Regions from separate parts of the Homo sapiens genome. Here region 2 is linked to region 1. A link is a loop called in an ENCODE intact Hi-C map of the cell type or tissue named here. Cell type or tissue: sigmoid colon. All regions are shown on one strand.

Evidence for each region. Hi-C counts contacts between places; a loop is a spot of excess contacts. Peaks named below come from ENCODE experiments on the same cell type or tissue, not always from the same donor. Only the 100,000 strongest peaks of a DNase experiment are listed, where the experiment ranks them.
Region 2: a loop joins it to region 1, with 2.7 times the contacts of the local background. A loop is called at or near these places in 10 of 110 quality-filtered maps.

The regions. Positions count from the first base shown.
Region 1 is chr6:125,040,085-125,044,084 of GRCh38, forward strand. All of the region lies in intron 1 of RNF217 (ring finger protein 217), which reads left to right. Among named protein-coding and RNA genes, the nearest start is that of RNF217-AS1, 79 kb to the left of the region's middle. In sigmoid colon, no CTCF peak of the experiment used is centred here; no DNase peak of the experiment used is centred here.
Region 2 is chr6:125,097,707-125,101,706 of GRCh38, forward strand. No RefSeq gene overlaps it. Among named protein-coding and RNA genes, the nearest start is that of TPD52L1, 54 kb to the right of the region's middle. In sigmoid colon, no CTCF peak of the experiment used is centred here; a DNase peak (open chromatin) is centred at 2,105; H3K4me3 peaks cover 1,102 bases.

The DNA.
Region 1 (4,000 bases):
TAAGATCAGAGCAGAATTGAAGGAGATAGAGACATGAAAAAACCTTCAAAAAAATCAATGAATCCAGGAGCTGTGTTTTTGAAAAAATTAACAAAATAGATAGACCACTAGCTAGACTAATAAAGAAGAAAATAGAGGAGAATCAAATAGACACAATAAAAATGATAATGGGGATATCACCACGGATCCCACAGCAATAGAAACTACCATCAGAGAATACTATAACACCTCTACACAAATAAACCAGAAAATCTAGAAGAAATGGATAAATCCCTGGACACATACACCCTCCCAAGACTAAACCAGGAAGAAGTTGAATCCCTGAATAGACCAATAACAAGTTCTGAAATTGAGGCAGTAATTAATAGCCTACCACCCAAAAAATGCCCAGGACCAGATGGATTCACTGCTGAATTCTACCAGAGGTACAGAGGAGCTAATATCATTCCTTCTGAAACTATTCCAAACAATTGAAAAGGAGGGACTCCTCCGTAACTCATTTTATGATGCCAGCATCATCCTGATTCCAAAACCTGGCAGAGATACAACAAAAAAAGAAAACTTCAGGCCAAAATCCCTCATGAACATTGAAGCGAAAATCATCAATAAAATACTGGCAAACCAAATCCAGCAGCACATCAAAAAGCTTATCCACCACGATCAAGTCGGCTTCATCCCTGGGATGCAAGACTGATTCAACATATGCAAATCAATAAACATTATGTAATCATAATCACATAAACAGAATCAGTGACAAAAACTACATGATTATCTCAATAGATGCAGAAAAGGCCTTCGATAAAATTCAACATTCCTTCATGTTAACTCTCAATAAATTAGGTATTGATGGAATATATCTCAAAATAATAAGAGCTGTTTATGACAAACCCATAGCCAATATCATACTGAATGGACAAAAGCTGGAAACATTCCCTTTGAAAACTGGCACAAGACAAGGATGCTCTCTCTCACCACTCCTATTAATGATCTTTGTTCTGACTTCTGTTGAAAATGAGCAGTGAAGCAATGCATTTATTAATTAGCTTGATTAATATATATTGATCTGTACATATATATTAAAACATCATGTTGTATACCATAAATACATAAAATTTTTGTCAATTTAAAAAAATCTCATTGATTCCACTTCCAAAATACACCCTGTATCTTGTTACCTCTCAGTCATCTATCATCTACTGCCTGTAACAGCTAGACATCACTTGTGGGAAGAGCCATTGAATCCAGACTTCCAGAATTCTCCCAACCTTCACTTTTATTCCTCTGCAGTCTGTTCTCCAAGAAGAGCATGTCAGTCCTCCTCATAAAACCAGTGATTTGTATTGTCTTTATATAATACAGACTTTTTACCATGGCCAACAAGGCCCATGTGATCTGTCTTCTGCCTAACTCTCCAACTTCATCTCATACTGTTCTCTCCCTCCTTTAGTATATATTTTTGTCACTGAGTTGTGTGCTCTGAGCAGAGGCAAATCAGACACCTTCTGACTGGAGCCAATGTTCTTGTTTCCTTTGTTTGCTGTCTCTTCCCCATGTTCTCTGCATAACAGGCCTTTCAGTTCTCAACTCAGGTTGTCATTTCCTTAGAGATTGCTTCCATGATGTGTAGTTCATTCATAACACAGGTTACAATCTGTCTTGTTTATTTGCTTGTTTACTATTCATTTCCTCCAGTAGAAACCCCATGTTTCCCTCTCCTCTTATCTTTCCAGAAGTCCATCACACTACCTAGCCCATAAAAACCACATTTCACTGAAATCTAAGATGTGATCAATTGTAGGATGCAGTATTCGGTTATGCACCACCAAGAAAGTAAAAACACTGCAAATTAAACTATTGTGCAATACTAATTTCTTTTGATTATAAAAAACTTGGCTTTCGAGAAAATAAAATGTGCTTTTAAAATGCATTCTTGAATTGATGAAATACATATCTTGTTGAACACATGAAAAACTGTACTTCACTTAATCATAATTAGTTGTTTGCTAGTGATCTTTTGAGGAAAATTTTCTGAAAAAGATATGCATGTAGAGGCCAAGAGATTGCATAGGTGATGAGTAACACTATATTATGAAAAAGAGGATATTGTTAGTATGAAGAAGTATGAGTAATCGAAGGATTGTATGAGTAGCTGTTCCAAACTGCCAATTACTGGCTTGTCAACAATGATTCCAATTCTGTAGGTCTTGAGTGGGCCATGAAACTGGAATGCTCAACAGACACTTTAAGAGACTCATATCCATTGTTCCAGAAATAGATTCAGCCCTCTACAGGGGGAAGACAGAAAACAGAGATGTAAATTGCTAGAGCTGGTAGTGGGTAGGTATGGGAATATGCATCTGATTGCCTCTATGTGTTCAATAAAATATGAGGTCTTTGGTTCAGTGTAGTAGGATAGGGATTTTGGAGCCTTGAGAAAGAAGGGAAGGTAAAAAATAGTCAATGCAGAGAGTATGAAAGCAAGAGGAAGTAATATATTCTTCGGAAATTGAATAGATTTGCAGATTTGAGAAATACTGCAGTAGAAAAGAAGGTGTTTGATTGGATGTTGGATGGTATCCCGATGTGGTTGATTAACAAATACCCACTGCTGAAGGAGTATCAAGACAACCTGCCCTCTTTAGCTGCCTTGGATTGCTCTCGTCCCTAAACTGCATTCAGTTTCCATAACACCTGGCCTTTCCTGAGTGGCTGTGAAATTGCTGCTTCCATTGCTATCATTTACATAGTTAAAATAAAATAAACTCATAGGTGAAGAAGGCTGGATTCAAACACTGACCTCAGAGTAAAAAATTCAGGCTCTTAATCACAGAAATGTACTGCTTCCCAATAACAAGTGCCTCTCGAGGTGGCCCAAGTAAGCCCCTTTTCTGTGGACTTGAAAGAAACTATCTCTCACATTCTGAAAACTGCAGTTTTCTATTTAAATAGAAAAACATCCAGACTCCTAAGATGGCTTCATGCTCTGCCCTTGTGCTCTGGTCCTAGCTGGTTCATCTTTGCTTACAGCCTCATCTTTCCTTACTCACACTTTGTGGTCCAGTCTGCTGTTCATCTTTAAGAGCCGTCCCAAGGCTGTGATCTTTAAGTTCAGATGCATGTGCATTTGGGTGCTATACAAGTTGATCCAATTGGGGTATGCTAGTGCTGTGTTCTCTTTCCTCCAGGCCTTTGCCCAAGTTGTCTCTTTCATCTGCTTGAAACCCCTTCTCACTTTTGTTTGGCTAAATCCTGCTAGTCTTAAGCTCTCACTTGAATCCTCACTTCTTCCAAGAAACCTCTTCTGATCCCCCCAGGTCTGAGATTACTATACTTCTCCTGAAAACCTGTACTCACCATTTTGCATCCTGATTGCCTCTTTACTGACATGTTCCTGCAAAGCTTCAGTACCTAGCCCGTACCTGCCTCAGAATTGTGCTCCATAAATGCCTACAGAATATTAAAAGAGGAAACATTTAATCATTTTTTAATGTTTAAGTTATAAACTTCATTAAGCCAGGTTCTTAGTTGGTTACACAGGGGTTTTTATCTACACAAAAATCTCCTGAGAAGTTTTGTCTTGAGGCAGAACAAAATAATTGATTCTAAAACGTAATTTGAATTATAATAGCATCGTAACACTGTAACATGAATAATAAAATCTATTGGGACTGTGAGCAGACTCATCCAAAAAAATAGAAAAAAGTGTTTGGGCACATATTTTTAAATCCTCTCTGGGCCATGTTTTGTACAGTAGTAGCATAAAATTATGCAACAATTTATACTTTTAACAGGTCAATACTAATAAGGAGAATTATCCAAAGCCACCCTCTTTCATTTTGCTTTCAGCTTAGCTCATGTCCTTTTCTGGTATTCAATATGTCACCCCATGCATCCTTCAGCCTGCAACTTCTTAACTACCTTACCTCAAGTTTGTGCCAGATAAATAGCAATGTTAAAAGTTACTATGAATTTAGTTTTTTTTTTTAATTGCTTTTTGTAG
Region 2 (4,000 bases), 58 kb after region 1:
CCTTCAGATATGTAAGGGTGAGAATTGCAGCCTTTGGGGCATGGATATGAGGTGCCCAAGACAAAAACCTGGAGTTCGACCTGTCTGGCTATCTTTCACCCAACCTAGCTCAATCTGTCATTATATCTCCTAAATAACCTCTCTATTCACACCTTCACCCTTTAATTCAGATTGTCCTTCTTATTCAGATAATGGCAAGCATTGGGATTCTTGCCTTCAGGCTTCCCCTCTGTTTTGCCCATGCCTGTGATGTGACTGGCCATAGGCACTGTCCACTGCATCCTTCACAGTGCTATTAGGGTGATGCTACAAAAACACAATCTGATTTTATCACTTCTGTCTCAGGATGGGGTTTTCTGAGAAGCAGATTCCTAGATGGAAATTTGCATGCAGGAGGCTTATTGCTAAGGTTTACTGCACATCTATGAAGGAGTGAAATAAACAGGATTGGGCAGGGAGAGAAACTAGACTGCAATGAAGTCCCCACACAGGCCTGAGCTCATCAGCCATAACCTATCAGCCTGAAGCTGGGAAGGCTCTGCAGAGAGTTGTCCCAAATTGAAATGAGAGTAAGCCTTAACACTCTGCATAGATCAGTCATTGAATGGGAGCTGCCCTTGGAAGCATGACTTTGGGAGGAGGTGACCCTTTCAGCTGAGAACACTCCAGAGTGGGTTCAGCTTAGAACTGTCAGTCATCAACACTCTCAGGCTGGGCAGTGAACGAATCAGCCCCCGGAGTGGGTGGGTGGGATGAGACAGAGTAGCTTGGGGCAGGAGGAGAGGTGTGGGGAAAGGTGAGAGGTGGAGGTGAAACCTGGATAGCACGTTCCAAGTTAACCTCTCCAGTCCTTGCTCACTGTTGAGACATTGGGATCCCCCCCAACCCCCGACATTAAACAGAACTCTTCCTTCCACCATGCTCTATTAATATAATCACCAACAGATTGGTTATTTATTTTTGCTTATATTATGCATGAGGCCCTCTAGCAAGAACGTGAATTCCATGAGGTCACGGATCATGTTCTATTCATTTTTGGGTCCCCTCCACCGTCTATGGTAACTGGCAGGTACATCATAGGCATTGAAACGTTTGAGGAACAAATTACAAAACTATAAAACAAAAAAGTTTTATAAGAGACGTGCCCAAGACGCCTCAACTTCAGAATGGTGAAGCCAGGGATTCCAACTGGGTCTCCCTTCTCCAGAGTTGTAAGTGCACTAGGTTAGAATCAGCGGAAGAGTGGGAAATGGGAAGAACACGAAGCTGGAAATGGGAAACCTTAGTTCCAGCCTTGGTTTTCATCCTCCAACTGGCATGCTAACTTGCCCTCTCTGGGCTTCCTAGGTCTCTTATTCCTTATATTGGAGGTGTTGTTATGGATAATTTCAAAACAAATCTTTATCTAGCGCCTACTATGCGTTCACATAGTCTGTTCACGTGTATGTAATCCTTACAACCCCTCTGTGGTGTTATTAGTATCCTCGTTTTATAAACAATGTGGGAAAGAAAACAACAAAGCTAAGCCCAGCTAAACTAAAAAATAAAAAATAAAAAATACAGTTCAATGGTTTGTTTGAGGTCACATAGCAAAGGCTCAACTCAAACTCAGGTCTCCTGCTTGCCAGTCTGCGGTTCCTGCCATGGGGAAATTCTGTTATCTTTGAAGAAAATAATAAGTAAGGGAAGAGAGAGATGCCCTTTCACAACTGCAAAATTCTCTCCTCCCCAGTTTCCAGCTCCCATCATCAACAAAGAAAACCACGAAAACAAAAACAAATCCGGATTGCCTTTGTCCACAGTATAGAGGGCGGGGGCGGGGGCGGGGGCGAGGGCGAAGGCGAGGGCGTCGGCGGGGCTGCAGCCTCCACGCAGAGACCACTGATGGCTCCGCGCCGCTCAGTTGATCCCTTCCCACTGCACGGAGCGGGAGACTAAAGGCCCACTGCCCATGGCTGCGAAAACCTTCCTTCGGGAACGCGGAGCTAGTGCACGGGGGCATGTTCTTCCCCCGCAGCCCTGGCAAGCAGAGGCCGGCGGCCTGTGGCGCGGGGCAGTTGTGCTGGCTGCCGGGCGGGGCTGCTCTGGGTCTGGGTGCACGGAGAGGAGCGCGGAGTGAAGCGCACGGTGCACACTGCGGGGCGCTGCTTGTCACCTCCCTGCCCCTCCCTCTGCCCTCCCCCGCTGTCCGGAGCACAGTCCCGGGAGGGCGGATGTCCCCTGGGAAGATGCGCGAGGAGAGCGACTGGGAGGCAGCTAGCAGCACCTGCGTGTGGGCAACACGACCCGAGGCTGTCTCCATTGCCTGCGTGCTGAAAGCATAAAAGCTTTTTTTTTTCTTTTTTTGAGGAAGTAAATGTGTAAATTAAATTACTTTGGTGGGGGTTAGAAAACAGTTTTCCTCAGTGTCATGGTGACATCTTCCATCTGCCAGTTCACTTTTCATAAACCTGCTGATACATTTTCTACATCTCATTAAAAAGGTAACCCAAAAGAAAAGTAACGGGGGGAGAAGGAGATGAAAGGGAGAGAGAAAGGAAAGACAAAACGAAGAGAAAGTTAAAAAAAATAGACTAGGAAAGAGGGCCCACCAGGAACCAGGAGGAGCCCTGGGGATGGGGTCGGGACGAAAGCTGGCAAGAATTTCGGCTGAGTTCCTTTAACAAGTAGAAACGTGCGGGGTTGTGTGCGATTTTCCTGGAAAATCCTCACAACCCTATGAGATAAACATTATTCCCATTTCAGAGATGAGGAAAGTGAAGTCAGGACAGAGTTGCATCATCAATCTGATTTGAATACCAAGGGCAAGTTTTTTCCCACTACATCAGGGTATCCTGATCCGTTTTAAACTATTAGAATCACCGTTGTTGCATTATTTATTAGCCTTGACAGAGACTGAATAACCTCCCCCATCACAGAGTCTGCAAGGACAGAGGTGTGATCTAAACCTGGGCCTGGGAGCCCTGAGCTATCAAGCTAGACTGCTTCTCAGAGCCCTTCTCTTGTTAACCAGGGACTCTGAGGCAGGGTACCCAAACTGTCCTTTGACATCTGCAACTCTAAAAGAGTAATTGGAAATTGGGGAATAATAACACAACAGATAGAAGTTTTTGTTCCCATCAAATGAGACAGTGTATATGAAAGTACATAGCATAATACCAGTTATTTTCTTTCTGACATTCAATTCATTGAAAGTTTATTCAACATTACTTATTCAGTTTATTAGTAGTAGTAGTAGTAGTAAGCATGTTTAGGGCCCCTCCTGTGTTATTAGACATACCCTGTATGTGGATCTTGGTGAAGGCTGGGCTCCAATCCTGGTCTTGTGGAGAGTACTAGGCAAAGATTTAGGACAAATGGATTCCTATCTTGAATTCTTACATTAATTTGCTCTGTGATATTGGCATAGCCACATACCTTCCCAGACTTTGGTCTAAAATCAAGGAGTGCAAGGGTAGTCTCTAAGATCTCTTTCAGCAATGAAATGTGGGTCCATGTAACCTATATTTAAAGTTAGTTCCAACTGTTCAGTTCTATTATTTCTGTAATCCAGACAGGCCCTGTCAAGCAGCTGTGCATCTGCATACTCCCATAGGCTGGGTCTCTACCTCCTCCTCCTCCTCCTCCTCCTCCTCCTCCTCCTCCTCCTAACTCCTACTTCTCCATCGTCCTCAGCCCCAGCATTTTCTCCTGCTAGATGCCATCCTGCCTGTACCATCCAGGGTGCATCACCATGGCCCCCTCTGTTAAGGACTCTTTGTAAATCACCACTGAGCAAGGCACTTGTATTAGTTTTCTAGGGTAGAAGTAGCAAAATACCACAAACTGGGTGGGTTACAACAACAAACTTAATTCTCTCATAGAGAGGCCTGAAGTCTGAAATCAAAGTGTCAGCAGCACTGTTTCCTTCTGGAGGCTCTGAAGGAGAATCTGTTTTTTGTCTCTCTCCTCGCTTCTGGTGGTTGCCAGCAATCCTTGGCATTCTTTGACTTGCTGTATC